2 separate regions of the Mus musculus genome follow, and region 1 is linked to region 2. Evidence: chromatin contacts called from ENCODE Hi-C data. All regions are on one chromosome and are shown on one strand. The core of a region is the stretch at or near the end of the contact, and the rest is flanking DNA. Distances in the headings are between cores, read along the strand shown.

What was found. Hi-C counts contacts between places; a loop is a spot of excess contacts on that map.
Region 1: a loop to region 2 is called in a map of left cerebral cortex, with 2.1 times the contacts of the local background. The contact joins the enhancer-like site here to the promoter of Slc4a3 in region 2. A Hi-C loop is called at or near these places in 7 of 37 maps with a recorded cell type or tissue (CH12.LX, heart and left cerebral cortex).

What each region holds. Positions count from the first base shown.
Region 1 is chr1:75,584,557-75,590,600 of GRCm38, forward strand. No RefSeq gene overlaps it. Among named protein-coding and RNA genes, the nearest start is that of Slc4a3, 41 kb to the left of the region's middle. Within about 2 kb of position 2,379, at least 1 of the 3 ENCODE cell types and tissues checked has a DNase peak (open chromatin) inside an H3K27ac peak, as active enhancers do; it is left cerebral cortex, where a contact is called at or near this core.
Region 2 is chr1:75,544,191-75,550,155 of GRCm38, forward strand. Slc4a3 (solute carrier family 4 (anion exchanger), member 3) reads left to right here and starts at 2,272. Exons shown (of 23, transcript NM_001357150.1): 1 at 2,272-2,423; 2 at 2,582-2,731; 3 at 3,043-3,208; 4 at 3,754-4,031; 5 at 4,126-4,241; 6 at 4,679-4,875. The coding sequence starts at 2,681.

The DNA of each region.
Region 1 (6,044 bases), core at 1,129-3,628, 40 kb after region 2:
ACTCTGCTTAGTGTAGACACATCATCCCAAATCATGGCAGAAGGGAGAAAAATTATTGATTGATGAACCGCTTTCACCTGTGAGATTAGCGAAAGACAGTGATTTATGTATCCACCTTCCTAGCTGATACCTATGTCTTCAAAGAGCACACCAGTGTCTTCAACTCAAAGAAGTGAAGGGAGGCAGGGGTTTCCAGGCAACTGGAACAGGATGAGAAATTACTCCTTAATATCCAACAGTTGGATGTGAATGTACTAAGTTGCCCACTGTGCATTGTAAAGGGTGTTGCCTTGTTCTCATCCAGAATAACTTGATATTCAAGCAACATCTTTTTTTTTTTTAAAGATTTATTTATTTATTTATTATATGTAAGTACACTGTAGCTGTCTTCAGACACTCCAGAAGAGGGCATCAGATCTCATTATGGGTGGTTGTGAGCCACCATGTGGTTGCTGGGATTTGAACTCCAGACCTTCGGAAGAGCAGTCGGGTGCTCTTACCCACTGAGCCATCTCACCAGCCCTCAAGCAACATCTTTTAATTCACTTGATAACAATATTACCACCATCATTATTTGACTTGGGTACTTGGTTTATTCGAGCTGAGCTTCAGGAAACTGGACACATGGGTATTTGCCGTGGGTTTCTTCTACCGTAGGGAAGCTGGGAAGAAGATGTGGGTTCACCAGAGTGAATTAAGTGAACTGGGAGTGGAGTGAGGTCTGATTTTCACTCACTGGAAGGGGAAAGAGTTTCTAACAGCAGTGTCCTGCTGTGTAGACTCCATCTTTGCTGGCTTGCTTTACTCCGGGGGTTGCCCTTATATTTGGAATCCCAGACGGTGGCACTACCCTGGGGGAGGAGAGGAGGCTCAGAGGCTGATGGTAGTGTTACTGGGCCAAACTTGCTACACAGTTTGCAGATCACTGAAGAGCTGAGTTTTGCACAAGAGAAAGACAGAGAGAGAGAGAGAGAGAGAGAGAGAGAGAGAGAGAGAGAGATTTATTCCTGTGTGGAAATAGGAGAGTAAGCTTCAGTCTGTCTCCCCAAATGCAGAGTTTAAGGATATTTGTGAGATCAAGAAGCAGGGTGGTCTAAGACATGGGTGAAAGTGATGGATGGACTGAGGGAGAAAGCAGGAGGTCAGTTCTCTGAGCACGCATGCGCACATGTCACAGCTCCCCAGGCGTGTGCTCAGAAAATGTCAGCGTTTACCACACTTTGAGGGTGAAGACCCTTTGATGACAGAAGCTCACTTCTCAGGCCTAAGTGAACGATTGGTATTTCATTTGGCTTCCTCCAAACTCCCAAAAAGTAACTCCAGCAACTGTAACCTGAGTGTGACCTGTGGGCTGAGCTTATCCACAACCTGTAGAGTTGGAGAAAAAGCTGAAACCAGACGCACTCGGGGTGAGGAAGCTTGGTCAGGTTTGTCTTGGTCTAGGAGGGCAGGCCTGTTGGCTCCTCCTGCCTGTGCCCAGGCCCTAGGTCCAGGGAGTTCCCCAGCAGCCATACTTGGCGGGTCCACACTGGCAGCCATACTTGGTGGGTCCCAAGACTAGCCAGGCTCCTCGGCCTTTTTGCATTCTCTTCCTCTGCCTTCTCTCATTTCTATTCTTGGGCACCATAAGGAATTTCTCCCACACTGCCTTGTCATCTGTTGGTTTTGAAAAATTTATGAAGACTCTCATTAGAATTTAAACATTTTAAAACATCATATAGATCCTGAATATTTCTATTAGGTTTAGTTTTATATTTTGTGTGTGTGTGTGTGTGTGTGTGTGTGTGTGTGTGTGTGATATATTTGGCAATTTAAATGAGATTTTTTTCTTTCATTATATTTTCAAATCAGTTGTGTGTGCAGAATAAGCTATTGATTTTCAGATATCCATTTTTATAGCTAGCCTCCTATTGAATTCTTTTTCTTCTTCATTATTTATTTTAAGTTTTTGAGACAGCACTTCTCTGTGTAGACCAGACTGGCCTTGGGATCTTCCTGACTCTTCCTCCCAAGTTCTGGGAATAAAGGCATGTACCACCACACCAGGCAATTCTGTTGCTTTTAACTTGTCTCTCCTTAGCTTGCCAAGTATGGAGTCAAAGCTTGCTGTAGATAATTATAAAGCTTCCTTCTTACATGTTAATGGCTCCATTCACCACAGCCATGATGGAAGATGCGGTGAGAGTGGGTCCTCTCCTTTTTTTTTCTTGGCTTTTAGTTGGGTTTCTTCTGCCTCTGATTTTGCTTATTACTTGAGGTCTAGAGCCTGAGTTCTAACTTGGCCTCTCATTGTCCCTGAAGAGCAGGAGTTGCAGGTTCCAGGAGGTTCTTAGAATTTGGGTCCCAGGATATTGCAGGACTGTGCTATTTTCCCCATTTGTGACTCGCTGTGTCTGGGTCGGATTTCCGCATTACCCCCTTTTGGGATCTCTTCCAGCTTGACTTGAATTCTTGGAGTTTGGCAAGTAATTTTAGGAAAAAGGAACAAGAAAGGAAAACACAGATAAGCCTGCTGTTGCCTCAGTATTGTGTGCAGTCAGGGATACACATCATGGGTGGATTTCTGAGGAAAAATTTGACTTTTAAACACAGTGCAATTCAAATGCCTTTTTAGATATATCTTGCAGAAATTGAACTTGAATGTGCTTATACTTTCAAAAGGGGAATTTGATAAACAAAAGCATATTGATAATAAGACAAAAAGAAAAAAACAGTAGAATTTAGAGACTCCTCTGACCAAGTAGCAGAAGGCTGGGTTCTTCCTCTATTTACCTCCATGACAATTTTCTTTTCTTTTCTTGTTTTCGGACACACAGGAAGAGGACATCAGATCTCATTACAGATGGTTGTGAGCCACCATGTGGTTGCTGGGATTTGAACTCAGGACCTCTGGAAGAGCAGTCAGTGCTCTTAACCGCTGAGCCATCTCTCCAGCCTCCCCACAATAATTTTCTATAAAGACAGACTTCACTTGAGGGTTGACTTTCTTGAGGACTGACTTGCTACTAGGGTAGATTTCATCTGAGGACAGATTTCTTTGAGGCCGGGCTCCCTCTAGTCTGTGGATCTCTAACACAGCTTTTACAGTGTCAGCAGCTCTGGGATGCTGTCTGGAAAAAAGAACCATCCACTGAGTTCTTAGGAAGAGCTGATACAATTCTAAGCATGTAACAGACTTAGTTCATGTAACCTTGGAATAAAGATATAAGGCATTTGGATAGGCAGATATTAGAGTCTAGCGGCACTTGCTGGGATTTCCAGGTCCTTGTGTTCTGGAACTGCAAACCAGACCAGAGACACATGGACAGTGGTAGGAACAGTTTATTCAGGACGAGAGCCCTTGCAAGCAAGGATGTGGGTCAGAGAGCCAGGGGAAGAAGATTACAAGTTCAATGACGTCATCCCTTTAGAGTTACGAGCTTTTAGGAGCCTTTACACAGTGCTTGCCTTTTTCCTGTTGGGAACCTCGGGTTTTTCTCTGGCGTCTTCTGTTCCTTACCGGTTGCCATTGGCGGTGTGGAGGTGTGGGGAGGGTTGTCACTGATGCCCTTTGACCCTCCCTGCCATCTCACTCTTCTGTCTCTGCATAATTATATCCATCTTACTCACAAGGAATTGGAGCCTTGCCAAGGAACGTGCACATACTCGCACCACCAATGAAGAGGCTGGAGTTTAGTGATTTGGCCCAGAGAAAGGAGATTCTTGGGCCCTGTGGAGTGTCCTCTGGATAGAAGAGTTCCTCCTGCCAACTCCAGCTGGAAACATTCCTGAAACCAAACAAGCTGTGATTGGTTTGGCTTGATTGCTTGTTTACCCAAGCCTGGCCAAATCACTGATATCAAAGGGACTTGTTTGCTAGGTGTAGTCCAGTCTGGGCTCTATGCTTTTCTCAGGGGTATAGAGAGAAGAGCTGTTTCCTAAAAAAAGGTGTGTGTGTGTGTGTGTGTGTGTGTGTGTGTGCCCACTGTGGGTGGTTCCATCCCTAGGAAGGTGGATGTGGGCGGCTTAAGAAAGCTAGCTGAGCATGAGGCAGTGAGTGAGTCAGAGACAGCAAGCCAGCAAACAGCATTCCTCCATGGTTTCTGCTTCAAGCTCTTGTCTTGAGTTCCTGCCTTGACGTCCCTCAGTGGTGGACTGTGACCTGGAAGGTTAAGAGGTAATAAACTCTCTCCTCCAGCAAGTTGCTTTGGGTCAGAGTGTTTTCTCACAGCAAGATGGAGCAAACTAGAACAAGTATCTTTCCCTACGCAGCATCCAGCTCTCCTCCCTGCTGATTTGGAAGATTTGCTCTAAAGATTTTCCACTGCCATTCAATTAGCAAGAAGGTGGTTTTAACTTCTGGAGGAAGAAAAGGAACAGCTTCCTCTCTTCACGTTTCCTGATCTCGAACTTTCCAACTGATGGAACTTTGCTGGGAAACAAAGTGGTTCAAGGTGCCTGTGCCAAGATATTAGCATATACTGCCCCAGGCAAAGACACCGCTGGGCTGCTCCATCTGCTTTGCCTAGTTCTCTTATGTAAGTGACAGCTGAGGGTGTTTTGAATGGAATGCAGGGTGTGTCAAACGCTCTGTCTTAATAGAGGCACCAGCTTGCAGAGCTCGCTTTCTAAGAGCAGGGTTTTGCTGGAGGGTAACTTGGAGGTGAGAAGCGGCTCTTGACGGATGGAAAGGAAGGCAGAGGGTTTAAGAGTGTTCTTATCTGTAAAGTGCTGTCAGGAGAGGGTACTCTGTGGAGCTCCTCTTGGGGCAAGGGAGATGTTTGCCTTTGGGGGAACCACACACTGCACCAGGGTTAGAGACCAGCCCTTGCTTAGCGTACTGGTGGCTCTGGATATGAGCTTCCAACCTGGGAGTCATTTTGCTTATTTGATGAGGATGGGGCTTAGAGAACGAAGCTCTGAAATTCCTGGGGCAAAAGAGTGGGGTCAGGGCACTTTTTCTCGATTCTAGGTGGGCTATGTCTGGGGGAGATGGCAGAGAGTGCACAAGGGCTGAGCCGGAGAAATTGCTCTTTCCACTCGATATCCTTGTGTGGCTCATTCCCCAGACCCCACACCTTGGAGACTTTCTCCCCAAGCTCAGTGGCCGTCCTGTGGGAGGCCATGTATAGGTGCTCTGGCTGGCCCTGCAGCTGTAGTACCAGCCGTGTGAACTCAGAGCATCCTGGGAGTTCCAGACATTCTGGAGGAAAAAAAGGGATGCCCCTGGAGTCTGTGACCCAGGTGTCTTCTACATGGAAGATAATATTGAGAACAGCACCGAAATTTGCCTCCTGATCCTCCACTTTAATCTCCCGAGTGCTGGGATTATAGGCATGCTCTATTACACCTGGGTTATATAGGCACACACCGTTGGGCTCCCGCTAGGCCAGCGCTCTGCCCACTGAGCTACATTTCCAGTCCCCAGTCAGAATCTCTTGATACCAACTGCACCAGAGAGCCCAGGACCCTCTCCAACTCCCTAGCTCTAGAAAGTGAGGTTCCACGGGGATGGAATTCTTCACAAATTCCTAAGATCCCAGGCTGTTTGGTATAATTTCATAAGGCATCCCAAGCATACAAAAACAACCCCATCTTGTCCAAGAATATATTCCCAGCTTGGCATCTGCTCAGTTCCCATGGCGTTTGGGCACTGGGCTCTAACCTTTGAGTCTTGATGGAAAATTCCAATGAACCTTCCTTCTCCAGCCCCCAGCTATATTTAGCCTCAAAAAAGCAAGTTCCAGTACCTTAACTCCAGGATAGTCAACCACACAGAGGGCCTGAACATAATGACTCCTCTTGCCTATTATTTTGTCCCTAGTTACAGAGGGTGACACTGACCTTAAGTCATTGGCACTTGAAGGATATCAATCAGTTAGTCAATCAACCAACAGTGGTTGGCTGACTACTCTTTTAAGTGTCTGTGGAAGAAATGAACCACAAGCCTCAGCCCCTGCTCTTGAGAACTGGTAGTTTGTTTGGGGGAAGGAGACACGAGTAAAATAAAATAACACAAAGATTTGACTACTCCCGGAGTAGGTACCATATGCTCACTTAAGAGA
Region 2 (5,965 bases), core at 1,022-3,521:
TGACTGCTCTTCCAGAGGTCATGAGTTCAATTCCCAGCAACCACATGGTGGCTCACAACCATCTGTAATGGGATCTGATGCCCTCCTCTGGTGTGTCTGAAGGCAGTTACAGTGTACTTATAACAAACAAACAAACAAACAAACAAATCTTTTAAAAAATCCTAAGGCCAAGTTAGCTGGCTCAGGGTGAAGGACAGGGGCAACAGGTTACTTCACTGCGGCTGCTGCAATGAAGGGTAACAGAGAGAACAGCTTCACAGTGTCTGAAGTCAAGTATCTGCAGACACCAGTTCTTTCTGAAGATGCACAGGAAGGACCTGTTCCAGGCCTCTCCGTGTTTTGGAGTTTCCTTGGCTTGTGGTGGCATGCCGCCAGTCTTCACACAGTGTTCTTTCCATGTGTGTCTGTGTCCAAATCTCCCCTTTTTATAGACACACCATATCGGATAAGAAAGGAGAGCACCCCACTCCAGGATGCCCTTAACAACTACAATGGTCTTATTTCCAAATAAGGGCTCATTCTGAGGTCATGGACGTTGAGAATTCGCATGTGAGTTTCAGGGGACACAATTCAACGCCAGCCCATGGGCGTCATGGGCTTGGCTTTAGGAAAGCAACTCACATGTCCTGTTTCTGCATAGCTGACACCCAGTGCTGACATCTTTGTAAACACGGATGACTGTGAGAAGTCTGGAATAAATGGCCGGGGCTCAGACAGCCATCATCTGCAATCCACCAAGGATGCCCAAACTTGTGGGTAACCTTCTTCCTAGGTGAACCTCTATGGGGGATCACGCCTTCCTGCATCCCCATGTTCTCAGACAAAGGAATAATACTTCCCTAGGATGGTTAGTGTAAATTGTCAACGTGATGACATCTAGAATCACCTCAGAGGTGGGCCATGCCTATCTGGGATTCTCTGGATTGATATGGATAAACTGGCTTTTTGTTTGTTCCGTTGATAGGGTTTTGTTGTTGTTTTTTGAGACAGGGTTTTAATATGTAGCGCTGGCTGGCTGGAACTCAGTGTGTAGACCAGGTTTTGCCTTGAACCCCTAGAGACTACTCAGCCTTTTTCGTTTGTTTTTGTTTTTCGAGACAGGGTTTCTCTGTGTAGCCCTGGCTGTCCTGGAACTCACTCTGTAGACCAGGCTGGCCTCGAACTCAGAAATCCGCCTGCCTCTGCCTCCAAAGTGTGGATATTAAAGGCGTGTGCCACCACTGCCAGGCTCTCAGCCTTTTAAGCGATGGAATTAAAGCCGGGTACCTCCATGCCCAGCTCTCAGAAGATCCATCTTAGTTGTGGCAGGATCATTTCTCTGGCCTGGGGATCCTGAACTGTTTGAACTGATTGTAGATGGGATGCGACCAGCTGCTTCAAGCAATCCCCAGGGCTCTGTGTGTACACTCTTCCCTTGGGTAGGGCTGAGATCTCGCAGCGCAGGGGTCAGAGCAGCTTCTACTTTGTACATGCTTCTCTCCCCTCCTTCCCACCCCACCTTCTGCTGACCCCCAGTTCTTCTCCCTTTGTTTGTTCTAAGGTGTAGGGGTCTGGCTTAAACGGACTGTCATTCAGGGCTTTTATGAGCATGGGTTATTCTAGATGCCCAGTTTCAGAGACTCAGAGAACACTGGGGGTGGGGGGTGGGGGTGTCCAGGTGCCCTTTGCGAACATCTCTCTGACCTTGGAAAGTGAGATAGGTCCTCCACGGTTGGAGGAGCAGGGGCGGGATTCGGGTGGAGGAACAGTGAGAGCTTAGCCACAGGATTTTAGAGTGGTTGGCCCAATTGGAATGCCCCTGTTTCAGCTGCCTCTGGCTACTGATGGGTAGATAATGTGCCAAGGTCAAATGGTGGGTGGCGCCCAGCGCCAGAAGCCAGCCTTTGAAGGGCATCAGTTGAGCTGAGGCTGGAGGTGTTGAGGGCAATGGCTTTCAGGGGTCTCTGATCTCGTGTCCAAGCTGGAGAGGCTTGTATGTGCGAAGAGGGTCTCCTCCAGGGCTCCTGAGGGAAAGGGAGGGGTGGCTAAAAGCAAGGTGGAGGAGTGTGTTTGAGGGATTGTGGGAATTTAGGGCCGTGCACCCGCCCCTCCTCCCCCCCCCCCGCAATGCGTGGGGCGCCTGGAGAGGGGTCTTGCGGGCAGGTGGGATCCTGCGGGGACCCGAGCGCGGGGCCCACGCTGGCCTGGTCGGGGTAAGTCAGGGATCGTCCACTCCCATTGTGCGGCCGGGCGGCGGCGGGCTGGCACAGCCGAGCGCTAGGAGGTGGAGCCGTGGACTGCAGGCTCCGGCGCCTGCGTCCGCCTGGCCGGGCTCTGCGCGGCGAGAGGCCGGACGGGAACCCGGCAGCCGCGCCCCGGAGCTTGCGGGGAGGGACATGGGGCGCGGCGGCTCTCCCAAGCCCCGCAGGTTCCGGAGCCCGGAGGTACTTAAGGGCAAGGCGTGGGCGCCGGGCCGGGTAGGGACAGCGGACTAACATGGACCGGGTTGGGCCTCGGAAGGGAGAGCGGGCTGGGCACCGGGATGGAGCACCCCGGAGGGGGCCCACCAGCGCAATTTCTGACCCCGCCCTCCTTCCTCAAGGCTCCCCAAGAGGTCTCTGCAGCGCCCCCTTCTTCTCACCCAGGGTTTGGGTCCCATAGTGATTGAGAGACTCCTAAGTCTTCAGTCTTCAGCCCTGCCATGGCTAATGGGGTGATCCCGCCGCCCGGGGGCGCCTCCCCCCTACCCCAGGTGACTGATGCGTGGGGGTGGGGTGGGGGAGGAGGGGCAGGATGGGCGGGGTGTCCTCTGGATGACCCTGGGACCACCAGATCCAGATGTAGAGCTGTATTGGTAGTGTAGAGGAATAGGGGGTCTTCGGTATTTCATGCACTTGTGGCTGGTGCTCCCACAACCTGGGGGGAAGCCCTCAGAGGGTGTTTTGGGGATGTTGATGCAGGCAAGGGTGAAGGTGTTGGGAAGGCCCTTGAAGTATGGAGTTGGGGTTGGGTGGGGAGTGTTCATGAACTAGGGGTCCTTAGGAGAGGCTATCTGGCCTGCAGGTCCGGGTGCCCTTGGAGGAGCCCCCTCTGGGTCCAGATGTAGAAGAGGAAGATGATGACTTGGGCAAGACCTTGGCTGTGAGCAGGTTTGGGGACCTCATCAGCAAGACCCCGGCCTGGGACCCCGAGAAGCCTAGCCGCAGCTACAGCGAGCGGGACTTTGAGTGTGGGTAGCCTGGGGACCCCTAGCACCCCAGCCTTCACCACCATCACCTTCATCGCCACCATTACTGCGCTCACCTCCGGCTTGATCACTCAGTGTCATCCTGTGCTGGACGCTGTGCTGGGCCACCATGCCATGTTAAGTCATCCTGCCTCTCATACCATCATCACCTTGTTCACCTGTCAGGGGAGATGTAGGGGAGATGCGCCTGAGGTCTCTCTCAGTGACCTTCATCGTGCACTGGGTCCCACTCACCCTCTGCCCCACTGTGTTTCCTGATGTGTCTTCCCTCAGCTTCTCTCTTTCTTCGGTACCACATCTCCCGACTCCCCTTTGCGACTTTCTCTCTATGTCACTCTTGTCCCCACTCCACCTGGCCTCACCAATGACAGGAGCAGGGATGCATAGTTGGGAGGGGTGTCCTGGCTCTAGAAGAAAGACTGGGGGTGCCTTTGTTTTAGATCTCACGCTAGAATAAGGTGTGAACTCCTTGTGGGGGAAGCCCCACTCTGCTTCAGGGGTCTCAACCCACTCTCCTGCACCTCCAGTTCACCGGCACACATCCCACCACACCCATCACCCGCTCTCAGCCCGCCTGCCTCCACCCCACAAGCTTCGGCGACCGCCCCCCACCTCTGCTCGGCACACCAGGAGGAAGAGGAAGAAAGAGAAAACCTCTGCTCCCCCATCAGAAGGGACACCCCCTATCCAGGAGGAGGGGGGAGCTGGAGCAGAAGAGGAGGAGGAGGAAGAAGAGGAAGAAGAGGGAGAGTCTGAGGCAGAGCCTGTGGAGCCTCTACCCCCAGGTCCCCCACAGAAAGCAAAGGTAGGGTCTCCTCATGGACAGAGGGCTGGCTGGTCAAGACCTGATGTGACCGAGGTGGCTCCTGAGTGATGAGTCTGTCCATGTATGTCCACAGTTCTCCATTGGAAGTGATGAAGATGACAGCCCAGGCCTTCCTGTCAAGGCTCCCTGTGCCAAGGCCTTGCCTTCTGTGGGCCTGCAGTCTGACCAGAGCCCCCAGCGCTCCGGCAGGTACTAGTCCCAGCTCCCTGGACCCAGCCCTCACTGAGCAGAACCCACTGCAATCCAGAGCAGGTGGCCCAAGTCCCTGACACTTGCCTGATTCCTAACCCTGAGTAGTGTCTGTAGGTATGACCCGGAAAGCCGAGAGAGTGAGGAGAGTCTCATCCGACTCCATGGTTTACAAGTGGGAGGAGGGAGCAAGAGGGGAGAAGAGAGAGTAGAGCCAAGAGGCCAAGAGTCCTCTAGGCCTGAGGTGTTGGTGAAGAGAGAGGGGTACAGGTAGACAAGCTGAGCCAGCGAGTGGGAAGGAATGAGCATGCTGGGAAAGGAGGCCTCTGTATTCACTCTTGTTCTCGAGGCTGGGGAGGGGGGCGTGTATAAGAGCTCATTAGTTCAGCAGCTCCTTGCCTCTCTCCATCAAACCTAAAGCCTCATAACTTCCTCAGCTCCCCCAGTCCCCGGGCCCGGGCTTCCCGAATCTCCACAGAGAAGAGCCGGCCCTGGAGTCCATCAGCCAGCTATGACCTGCGGGAGCGATTGTGCCCAGGCAGTGCCCTGGGCAACCCTGGGCCAGAGCAGCGGGTGCCCACTGACGAGGCGGAGGCTCAAATGTTGGGTTCTGCCGATCTGGACGACATGAAGAGTGAGTGAGACCCCGTGGCGGGACCTTGAAGAGGGTGTCCCCACCTAGTCCTTTCCATAGTAGCCCCGTGGCAGAGAGAGCTTCATCTGACTAAGCCACCGCTCTTCCAGAGCTGTTTTCCTTAGTGTCACTCGGGAGTGCTCTCTGAGTCACCTATTGCATAAATCGACCCCCTTGGAGGAAGGCTCTCCTGAGATCTCTTCCTTTGTAAACGCCATGTTAACCCACCTGCCTGGAGGCTGAGGGCTGAGCTGCCATTCCTGGCCTCACCTCTTCCCAAGCCAGGCCTGCAGCTGCCCTCACTCCTTCCTACCACCCTTGCCCTGGCCTGGCTGTGATCTCGGCACATTCCTTCCATCTTATCAGTGCCTGGTTTTGGTGCCACCTGTCATCACCCACGGGGCTCTGTGCCCAGGCAAGGGGCATCGCTGGTCTCCTGCCCTCCTCCTCCTCCTAAGATTCACAGGGTGTGGGCGGGGGCAGAGGTGGGGGGAGTTAGGGCTTTGAGCTCAATACGTCATGGAAAGTTGCCAGGGCCTGAGGACAGGGACAGGAACAATCCGATGGTAGCGGCAGTGGGGGGTCATCGGGAGGGTGTATTTACAGATCTAGGGTGGGGGCTGATAACGACAGGATCAGACTTGGGGGACGAGGAGAATTGGAAGCAGGAAACCTTACCACATCCAGCTCTGTGTGGGCAAAGGCAGCTCCGGCAGGGGCTCCCAATTCTTGGGACAGCCAGGGCTGAGTGAGGCCTTGGCCACCAGGGGAATGACAAGCCCGCTGGACAAGGTCATGGAGCCCAATGGGACTCTGAGTCCTAAGCCCGGGGACACTGAAGACCAAGGCCCTGGGAGGAATCCAAGCCCCAGCGCTGGTGACTTAGTGGCCTCAGAGGATTTGGAAATGTTTGTACTGGACTTTGAAGACTATGGCCTATGGGAGCCCATGAGGGGCCACCCGAGCCCCCTGGCAGGGGTAGCTGCTTGTGAGTAACTAGGCAGCTAGCCTCTCTCCAGCTGTTCGTCTGGGCAGGGCAGGTGGGAAGATGACCAAGCAACCCTTCATAAGCTTGTTTGATAGGCACTAG